Linked DNA regions of Homo sapiens: region 2 is linked to region 1. Evidence: chromatin contacts called from ENCODE Hi-C or POLR2A ChIA-PET data. All regions are on one chromosome and are shown on one strand. The core of a region is the stretch at or near the end of the contact, and the rest is flanking DNA. Distances in the headings are between cores, read along the strand shown.

The links. A loop is a pair of places that touch in the nucleus more often than their neighbours do. ChIA-PET counts read pairs that join two places held with the same protein, here RNA polymerase II (POLR2A).
Region 2: a map of A673 shows a loop between it and region 1 (20-fold over the local background). The contact joins two enhancer-like sites. A Hi-C loop is called at or near these places in 2 of 168 maps with a recorded cell type or tissue (A673 and chondrocyte). POLR2A ChIA-PET finds 5 or more read pairs at or near these places in 4 of 52 experiments (A673, GM12878, K562 and 1 more).

Annotation. Positions count from the first base shown.
Region 1 is chr2:108,554,075-108,559,646 of GRCh38, reverse strand. All of the region lies in intron 1 of LIMS1 (LIM zinc finger domain containing 1), which reads right to left. Among named protein-coding and RNA genes, the nearest start is that of LIMS1, 22 kb to the right of the region's middle. Within about 2 kb of position 2,871, at least 3 of the 41 ENCODE cell types and tissues checked have a DNase peak (open chromatin) inside an H3K27ac peak, as active enhancers do.
Region 2 is chr2:108,597,875-108,603,446 of GRCh38, reverse strand. All of the region lies in intron 1 of LIMS1 (LIM zinc finger domain containing 1), which reads right to left. Among named protein-coding and RNA genes, the nearest start is that of LIMS1, 66 kb to the right of the region's middle. Within about 2 kb of position 2,051, at least 2 of the 41 ENCODE cell types and tissues checked have a DNase peak (open chromatin) inside an H3K27ac peak, as active enhancers do.

The sequences.
Region 1 (5,572 bases), core at 1,622-4,121:
TTTGAGGGAGAGGGTAATAGAAAAATGTCTTTTAAATGTGAAGAATGTGATCCTATAAAGAGATTAGATTTTTATCATGCTTCTTCATAATTATAGTTTCTAATATAAACCTAGCACTGTGCTGCAAACTAAAAGTAATAGTTTTTAAAAATTAAGAGAGTTGATTATAAGACCGCAATGAGAAAGTCTTATTTTCTTACTCCTTATGGAACATAAGTAATTATGTATCACAGGCAATTAAAATCAACTCATATTTACAGACTAATAAACTTTTAAAATTACATGTAATGCAAATCACTCTAGAACAACACATTTTTACAAGTTATTTTGAAGTGTTTTAATGTCGCTGAGGACATTTAACAATTCTCAGGAACCAATTCTCACATTTTCCAGGCTAGCATTTCTCACATCCATGGATGTCAAGGGATATTGTGATTATGTATCTTCATAGCCTTCTACAGAGAACTTTATGTGCAAACTCTGAATTAAAGCCAGTGTCTAAGGGTATATAAATTATCCCATACAGAATAATTTCGTGGAAGTGATATTAGTGTGAGGCTTAGCTAAGCAAGGCTTAGCTCCTTGCTCAGCCTGCCCTAACGGTGGGAATCAGAAGCTGCCCCCGGCGCCTTGGCAGTTTCTGAAGAGTTATTTTTGTACATTTAAATATGTTCTTGGCCGGGCACAGTGGCTCACACCTGTAATCCCAGCACTTTGGGAGACCAAGGCGGGTGGATCACCTGAGGTCAGGAGTTTGGGACCAGCCTGGCCAACATGGTGAAACCCCGTCTCTACCAAAAACAAAAAAATTAGCCAGGTGTGGTGGCATACAACTGTAGGCCCAGCTACTCGAGAGGCTGAGGCAAGAGAATTGCTTGAACCCAGGAGGCGGAGGTTGCAGTGAGCCGAGATCGCACCACTGCATTCCAGCCTGGGTGACAGAGTAAGACTCCATCTCAAAAAAAAAAAAATTAAAAATAAATAAATAAATATATTCTTAAAAGTTTTCTCACAGTTGATGTAAAAGGATATTTGTCTCCAATGCACTCTATAGACTGTCAATTTATTCACATCTAACAAAAGACGAGAAATGCCAGTGCAACAAAGGCATTTAGAGTACTATAAAAACGCACAAATCGTCCCGGTGTGGTGGCTCACACCTGTAATCCCAGCACTTTGGGAGGCTGAGGCAGGCGGATCACGAGGTCAGGAGATCGAGACCATCCTGGCTAACACAGTGAAACCCCATCTCTACTAAAAAATTAGCCAGGCATGGTGGCAGGCACCTGTAGTCCCAGCTACTTGGGAGTTTGAGGCAGGAGAATGGCGTGAACCCACGAGGTGGAGCTTGCAGTGAGCCAAGATTGTGCCACTGCACTCCAGCCTGGGCGACAGAACAAGACTCCGTCTCAAAAAAAAAAAAAGAAAAAAATGCACAAATCTTCAGGTGGGCTGATATAACCGATACTACAAGTTCAAGGAAAGAAGGGGCAATCCATTTTAAATCTATAATTACCTTCTAGTATGTTTCAAAGATACTGTAACAGGAATTCTCATAATGGCTTTCTTCATAGTCCTATACTTAAAATTTTTAGGTATTAAATAGTCTGTTTGCTAGAAAGTATTAATAGAACTGTGAGATCTTGTATTTTATATCCATAATTTCCCCTTCATACATTCAGCCTTTTGTTTTTCACAGATCATAGAGATAACATTGTACTTATTAGTAGAAATAAACCAATTTGTTCTCACACACAAAGTTGGGTACCTTCAAATCAACAACTTCAAGAATCATGTTCACTTAAATCTTTGAAACTTTACAGAAAATTCCAACTGGGCATGGTGGCCTATGCCTGTAATTCTAGCGCTTTGGGAGGCTGAGGCAGGTGGATCACCTGAGGTCAGGAGTTTGAGACCAGCCTGGGCAACATGGTGAAACCCCATCTCTATCAAAATACAAAAATTAGCTGGGCGTGGTGGCACGTACCTGTAGTCCCAGCTACTAGGGAGGCTGAGGCAGGAGAACTGCTTGAACATGGGAGGTAGAGGTTGCAGTGAGCCCAGATTGTGCCACTGCACTCTAGCCAGGGCAACAGAGCAAGACTAGGTCTCTCAAAAAAAAAAAAGTTCCTACTATTTTTTGATTAATGAGGGTAAAATATGAATCTGATCATATGTTCGATATCTTATAAAATGGTCAGTTCAGAAGTTCCATGTTAAAATTACCAAGTCCTCTCAACCAATGAAAATCTATAGTCTTAAGAAAAAAAGGCTGGGCGTGTTGGCTCACACTTGTAATCTCAACATTTTGGGAGGCTGAGGCAGGAGCAACACTTGAGCCCAGGAGTTCAAGACCAGTCTGGGCAACATAGAGAGACACCGTCTCTACAAAAAATGAAAAATTAGCCAGGCACGGTAGTGTGCGCCTGTGGTCCCAGCTACTCAGGAGGCTGAGGTGGGAGGATCGCTTAAGCTCAGGAGGTTGAGGCTGCAGTGAGCTGTGATGGCTCTACTGCACTCTAGCCTGGGAGACACAGTGAGACCCTATATGTCAAGGGTAGGGGAGAAGGAAGGAAGGAACAAAGGTAGGTAGGTAGTGACAGTTACTACAGGACTGAACGAAGGCGGATGAACGCAGAAATGAAAACAAAAAAGAAACTGTTTTAAAGAAGGGGTCAGGGGGATCCCTGCTTCTAGTGAGCAAAGGCAGCCCTGAGCTTCTACAGCCTTTGTATTTATTGGGTAGAAAGAGCAGGGAGGAGTAGGTAACGATTGGTCAGCTGCTTGACTGATCACAGGTTCACATTATTGCTAACAGGCTTCAGATTTGCCTAATCACAAGCAACACTGTGCCTGGGGCATGACTGCCCTCAGCATTCCTTCTGGGCAGCAGACGCAGTTGTCAGCTTGCTAACATTCTGCATTCATGAGAACAGTTTGCTGTTTACTCATATAGCCTCCAGTGGTATACTGAGTTGATCACTGACCCTCATTCTTTCAGCCTCCAACAAAGGAAGGGAGGGAAGGAAAGGAGAGAAAGAGAAAAAGCATAAGTCCATCTTCCAATCTATGTCTGAAAATATAAATAACATAAGAGTTAACTTTTCAACAGTTTGACAGGTCCTAAAAGGTAAACACAGAATTACCATATGATCCAGCAACTCCACTCCTAGGTATATGCCCAAAAGAATTAAAAGCAGGGACTCAAACAGATATTTGTACACCAGTGCTCACAGTACTCAAGTGTTCATAAGTGACATTACTCACAATAGCCAAAAGGTGAAAATCACCCGTGTCCATCAACAGATAAATGGATAAACAAGTACAGTATATACATACAATGGAATATTATTCAGCCATAAAAAGGAACAAAATTCTGATATAGCTACAACATGGATGAACCTTGGGGACATTATGCCAAGTAAAATTAGCAAGACACAAAAGGATAAAAATATATGATTCTACTTATATGACGTACCTAGAGTAGGCAAATTCATAGAGACAAAAAGTAGAACAGAAGTTACTAGGGGCTGGGGGCAAGGCAGAATGGGAGTTATTGTTTAATCGCATTGTGAATGTGAAGTTACTGTCACTGAATTATACACTTAAAAATGATTATGATGGTAAATTTTGTGTTATTTATATTTTGCTATAGCAAAAAAGGAAAAAAAAAACCAGGATAATTAAACCGGGCAAAAAAGAGTCAAGTTTTCAAAGCATTTCCAATCTACCTCCACTATTTCATTAGGATTCTATTTTACAGATAAGGAAACTGAGGTTCAAACACCAAATGAGGAGCAAAGCATGGACCAGCACTCCAGCCAGTGGGCTCCACAGCCAGCCAACTGCAGCCTGGCTCACCCCACAGTCCAGCACACAGCACTTCTGAGTGCAAGCCTGCCTTCCCTCAGGACAGCCTCCCAATTCTACTCTCTGCCCTTATAGCTTTCCTCTCCCTCCACCAACTTTCATGTGAACAGTGGAATAATCACCACAGGGTAAAAGCACAATTCACAAGACTAGGAGAAAAGCCTAGGAGCACCTGAGAATGTAGGCCTTTCACAAGAGGACCACGCACACAGCACTTTGTGCTCAGAGTGCTCATTACCAAAGCAGACTAGGATGCTTCCAGCTGCAGGAAATCAGAAAACCCAAAGTCAAACTGGCATAAACCATGGGAAAATTTATTATCACACAGAACTATGAGATGAGAGGCAGAGGGAGATCCAGGCCTGGATCCTGTGACCAGCAGGTGAGTGCCAGAACCAAAAATGCAGGTTCCTTCTGTCTTTCTGCTCTGACAACTTCAGTGTCAGACTCACCTCAAGACTGATCCCCTCAAGGTCACAGAATGGCTGCCAGTGGAAATACGGTCACAGCTATGCTTCATTATTTGCTCTCTCATTCTGGATGTGAAGGAAAATGCTTCCCCCTCCCCCCTCAAAAAATAAAGTCTTTCCTTATGACTGAGGCAACCCAGATCATGTGGATACCTCTAGACCATAAACAGTCACCACGGGAAAACCATGCTCTCACCTACTTAAAGAATGGATTCTCATGGCTAAGGGTGAAGGGGAAGTAACCGAAGAAAATGTGCATCTCGTTATTAGGAAAGACAAAGGAAATGGATGCTGATAGGCAGCCAGCACTGTCCACTATTCCTGTGTTTCTCAAACTTTAATGCACATGAACTCCCAGAGGATCTCACTACAACACAGATCCGGATTTGGTAGGTCTGAGATAGATAGGGCCCAAGATTCTACATCTTCAATAAGCTTCCAGATAATGATTATGCTCCTGGTCCCTCTCTGCACACAGGAGCTATTCAACAATGGTTTGTGTGTCCCTTACCTAAAGAGCACACCTCCCCTAGTGACCAGGGTGTCTGGCCGCCTCCTGAGAGCGTCATGTCATGTACTTTTGTCAGGCTGGTTGCCAGCTGCGCTCTGAACATTAGAGGCCAGCACACTCCTCTCAGCTGTAATGGCACGGATATTGAATAGTGCAGGTGACAAATTACCCTGAGGCATCCAGAAACTAAGAAGCTTTTTAAACAAAAACATTTGGCAAAATAATCAATGGTGATAAATAATATACTCTAGCTCTAATGGCAAGCTGTTATAAATCTCTTGCATTTTATCACCCCATCTATGTTAAGAGTTTCTACCCCAAGAATAAGGAAGATACTCTTCTTCAGAGACTGTCCTTCAGTAGCACTACCCCAATGGGACACCATGCCAAGTACAGGGGGAGAAGGTGACCACTCCTCGGGAATAGAGTGTAGGCTCTAGAGTCTGGGATGAAGTGGAGCCATGGGTTAGTCTGGCTCATACTGAAGAAGATGTAAAGGGCAATAGGTATCAAGTGAATATACAGGAAATAAGTAGCAGCATCTCCTAGATTTTCCACAGGATCTCAATACCACTGACCCCACCAAGAGGTGTCATTCCTCCACCACCTCTTCTATCCTCTCCTGGCAATTTCCTTGGCTTCAGAATAACAAGGTGTTCCCCAACATTGAATGGATTTCCCAGAGAAAATGTAATGCTACAGGAAATGCATAGGATCGGAA
Region 2 (5,572 bases), core at 802-3,301, 45 kb before region 1:
CATTAGTGGCTACTATGAGCAACTATATGCCAATAAATCGGAAAATCTAGAAGGAATGGAAAAATTCCTAGATACATACAACCTACCAAGATTGAATCATGAAGAAATCCAAAACCTGAACAGACCAATAACAAGTAACGAGATCAAAGCCATAATAAAAAGTCTCCCAGTAAAGAAAAGGCCAGGACCTGACGGCTTCACTGCTGAATTATACCAGACATTTAAAGAAGAACTACTACTAATCCTACTGAAACTATTCTGAAAAATAGAGGAGAGGGGAATACTTCCAAACTCATTCTACAAGGCCAGTGTTACCCTGATAACAAAACCAGAAAAAGACACATCGAAAAAAAGAAAACCTGGTCAGGCGAGTGGCTCGTGCCTGTAAATCTCAGCATTTTGGGAGGCCAAGGCAGGCAGATCATTTGAACCCAGGTGTTCCAGACCAGCCTGGCTGGGTACCATGACGAAACCCTAAAAATACAAATAAGTCCCTGCAAAAAAATACAAAAAATTAGCCAGGCATGGTGGCACATGCCTATACTCCCAGCTGCTCAGGAGGATGAGATGGGAGGATTGCTTGAACTCAGTAGGTTGAGGTTTCAGTGAACCATGATTGCACTACTCACTCCAGCCTGGGTGACACAGCAAGACCCTGTCTCAATAACAAAAATAATAATAAAAGAAAACTACAGGTCAATATCTCTGATGAATTTTGATGCAAAATTCTTCAACAAAATACTACAAAACAGAATTCAACAACACAATCATTCATTATAATCAAGTGGGATTTATCCCTAGGATGCAAGGATGGTTCAACACATGCAAATCAATCAGTGTGATAAATCAATCAATGTGATACATCATATCAACAGAATGAAGGATAAAAACCTTATGATCATTTCAACTGATGCTAAAAAAGCATTTGATAAAATTTGACATCACTTCATGATTTTAAAAAACCCTCAAAAAACTGGGTATAAAAGCATACCTCAACATAATAAAAGCCATGTATGACAGACCTACAGCTAGTATCATACTGCGGGGAAAAACTGAAAGCCTTTGCTCTAAAATCTGGAACACGACAAGGATGCCCACTTTCACCACTGTTATCAACACAGTACTGGAAGTGCTAGCTAGGGCAATCAGAGAAGAGAAATAAAGGGCATCCAAATTGGAAAGAAGTCTTCAAATTATCCTTGTTTGCAGATGATATGATTTTATATTTGGAAAAACCTAAGGACTTCACCAAAAAACTATTAGAGTTGATAAATTCAGTAAAGTTGGAGTACACAAAATCAACATACAAAAGTCAGTACCATTTCTATATGCCAATAGTGAATGACCTGAAAAAGAAATTTAAAAAGTACTCCCATTTACAATAGACACAAATAAAATAAAATACCCAGGAATTAATTTAACCGAAGAAGTGAAACATCTCTACAATGAAAACTATAAAACACTGATAAAGAAAATTGAATAGAACACCAAAAAATGGAAAGACATTCCATGGGTTGAAAGAATCAATATTGTTAATATGTCCATACTACTCAAAGCAATTTATAGATTCAATAAAATCCTTATCAAAATACCAATGACATTCTTCACAGAAATAGAATAAACAATTCTAGGCTGGGTGCAGTGGCTCACACCTATAATCCCAGCACTCTGGGAGGCCAAGGTGGGTGGATCACCTGAGTTCAGGAGTTCGAGACCAGCCTGGCCAACATGGCGAAACCCTGTCTCTACCAAAAATACAAAAATTAGCCAGGCATGTGTGTGGAGGAAAAGTTAAATATTAAATTTGAACTCAATTGAACATGGACACAAACAATGGTCACTAAGTCCTGAAACAGGTTGAGTGAGCCCCTTGAGGCATTCATCCATCGCTGTTTCAGAGAAATCTCTATTTCAATCTATTCTTACACGTTAGTTATTAAAAAACAATAGACAATCGCAAAAACAAGTTGTGACCTTTTTGTGTTCCTTAAGCCCAGTCACGAAGGGCACTCGTGACTGGGTCTCATGCCAAACAACTTGTTACGAAAACAGCTAGAGTCCCAGACTGCACCGAAACTTCATGAGACCTTCCCTCGCTGTGCACGGACAAGTGTCTGACTCTGGAGCCCAGGCTGTTGCTTCCCGGTCTGGTGATGAATCCTCCATAGTTTGGTGAGTGTAAGAAAATATATATATATATCTTTTCCCTTCTCCCCTTTTCATTGCAATTTGTTTATTATATCATTTGTTTATTATATCTGCATTGCCATTTACGTGGGATAAAGCTTGTTTACCCTTAAAGGTATTGTGTGTGTGTTTTTCTTCCCCCCTCAGGCATCTCCCGCACAGAACAGCATGGTGGCGGGTGCCTGTAATCCCAGCTACTCAGGAGGCTTGAGGCAGGAGAATCGCTTGAACCCAGGAGGCAGAAGTTGCAGTGAGCAGAGACTGCATCAGTGCACTCCAGCCTGGGTGACAGAGTAAGACTCTGTGAAAGAAAAGTGAAGAAAAAAGAGAAGAGAAGAGAAGAGAAGAGAAGAGAAGAGAAGAGAAGAACGAACAATTCTAAAATTTATGTGGATTCACAAAACAGCTGAATAGCCAAAGCTATCTTAAGCAAAAAGAACAAAACTGGGGGAATCACATTACTGGATTTCCAATTATACTGGAGAGCTATAGTAACCAAAACAGCATGGTATTGGCATAAAAACACACATATAGACCAATGGAACGGAATAGAGAACCCAGAAACAAAATCCACACACCTACAGTGAAGTCATTTTCCATAAAGGTGCCAAGAACGTACACTGAGGAAAAGACAGTCTCTTCAACAAATGGTGCTGGGAAAACTGAATATCCATAATGCAGAAGAATGAAACTAGACCCCTACCTCTCACCATAAACAAAAATCAAATCAAAATGAATTAAAGACTTAAATCTAAGATCTTAAACTATGAAACTAGTATAAGGAAATGTCTGGCAAACTCTCAAAGATATTGGTCTGGGCAAAAATTTATTGAATAATACCCCACAAGCACAGGCAACCAAAGCAAAAATGCACAAATGGGATCACATTAAGTTAAAAAGCTTCTGCAAGGCCAGGCGTGGTGGCTCATGCCTGTAATCCCAACACTTTGGGAGGCCGAGGTGGGCAGATCACCTGAGGTAAGGAGTTCAAGACCAGCCTGGCCAAAATGGTGAAACCCCATCTCTACTAAAAATACAAAAAATCAGCCGGGCGTGGTGGCGGGTGCCTGTAGCCCCAGCTACTCGGTAGGCTGGGGCAGGAGAATCGCTTGAGCCCAAAAGGCGGAGGTTGCAGTGAGCAGAGATTGCGTCACAGCACTCCAGCCTTGGCGACAGAGTGAGTGAGACTCCATCTCAAACGACAACAACAACAACAACAAAAACAACAAATACAGCTTCTGTACAGCAAAGGAAAACAGTCAACAAAGAGAAAAGACAACCACAGAATGGGAGAAGATATCTGCAAACTAACCATCTGACAAGGGGTTAATAACCAGAATATATAAGGGGCTTAAACAACTCTATAGTAAAAAAATCAAATATAATAATCTGATCAGAAAATGGGCAAAATATATGAAAAGATATTTCTCAAAAGAAAACGTACAAATGGCAAACAGGCCTATGAAAAGGTACTCAATACCACTGATCATCAGAGAAATGCAAATCAAAAGTACAATGAGATCTCATCTCGCCCCAGTTAAAATGGCTTATAACCAAAAGACAGGCAATAACAAATACTGGTGAGGATGTAGAGAAAAGGGAACCCTTGTACCCTGTTGGTGGAAATGTAAATGAGTACAATCACTGTGAAGAACAGTATGGAGGCTCTTCAAAAAACTAAAAATAGAGCTACCATAGGATCCAGCACTCCCACTGCTGGGGATATAAACTAAAGAAAGGAAATCAGTATATCAAAGAGATATCTGCAGCACTGATCACAATAGCCAAGATTTGGAAGGAACCTAAATGTCCATCAACAGATGAGTGGATAAAGAAAAAATGTGGTACTTATATACAATGGAGTATTATTCAGCCATAAAAAAGAATGAGATCCAGCCATTTGCAACAACATGGATGGGACTGGAGATCATTATGTCAAGTGAAATAAGCCAGGCACAGAAAGACAAACATCATTTGTTCTCACTTATTTTTGGGATCTAAAAATCAAAACAATTTAACTCATGGACACAGAGAGTAGAAAGATGATTACCAGAGGCTGTGAAGGGTAGTGGTGAGATGGGGAATGGGAAGGGAATGGTTAATGGGTACAAAAACATTAGTTAGAAAGAATGAATAAGACCTAGTATTTGATAGCACAACAGGGTGACTACAGTCAATAATAATTAGATTGGACATTTAAAAATAACTAAAATAATATAATTGGATTGTTTGTAACATAAAGAATAAATGCTTGAGGGGATAAATATCACCCCCCCAATAAAATAATTAAACAGAAACAGGAGGTAGATTTGGCCCACAGACTGAAGTTTAGAGACTCCTCCTTAATAGGAAGAACTAAATACCATATTGGACAAACTTAAACAAAATATCATTACTATAGAGCCTTGAGAAAACAGATTTTTCTTTATAAGATGCTAACTCCTTAAATGAAATAGTGGCCACCACAATTACTGAAGGAATACCTTAAAGACCCACACAACCACAGCTTTTTGAAAGACCAGGGCTACGTTTACAATGACAGGAGAAACAGACACAGCTTCCGTGTTGCCTGAACTGGCATAAACAACAGAAGAAATGAACAGTGTCAGACTGGCACACATCTGCCTGGCCAGGGCCTCATTCCCACACTCCGTCCGTTCTCCCAAAAGGATTCCCCACCCACCACCCCCCAGATGGCTAGTATCCAACCATCAGGGCTTAATCCTAAGCAAAATATCGAACTAGCTGTTTTCTTCTCACTGGCCTCATATCTGCAAAGCTAACCATCCGGCTGCCCTACCTTCAGCTTTCCTTCCAAACATAGTACTCCTCAGTCTCTCCTTCCTCCTAGCCTATACAAAGTCACAGTTTATGTTAATTTTATTAAAGCTATGTCAACAACAACAAAAAGTCTCAAATCACATCTAAGACATACCAGGTGACACAAATTCGTTTATAAATGAAAAAGTTTGGATAAAGTAGACATTTTTTTAGTTTACTATGAACTGATGATATACTGGCAAACTTACTAGATGGAGGGCTTTGAGCCAGCTACTTACACATCATGTCCTAATCTATGAAATAGCCCACGCTGCAGTTGTAGGGATGAGGGGTAAAGTTCATAAGCCACCCAGTGCACAGCCAACCACAGTGGGTGCTCATAATTGGTAGCTATTCCTAGGATGATGAGAAACAAGGATATATTAGAAAACATTCAGAATTCATCTGTAGAACAGGTGGGAGAAGGCTTTAAAAAAATAGCATTTCTGGCCAGGTGTGGTGGCTCACACCTGTAATCCCACCACTTTGGGAGGCTGAGGCGGGCGGATCACCAGGTCAGGAGTTCAAGACCAGCCTTGCCAACATAGTGAAACCCCGTCTCTAC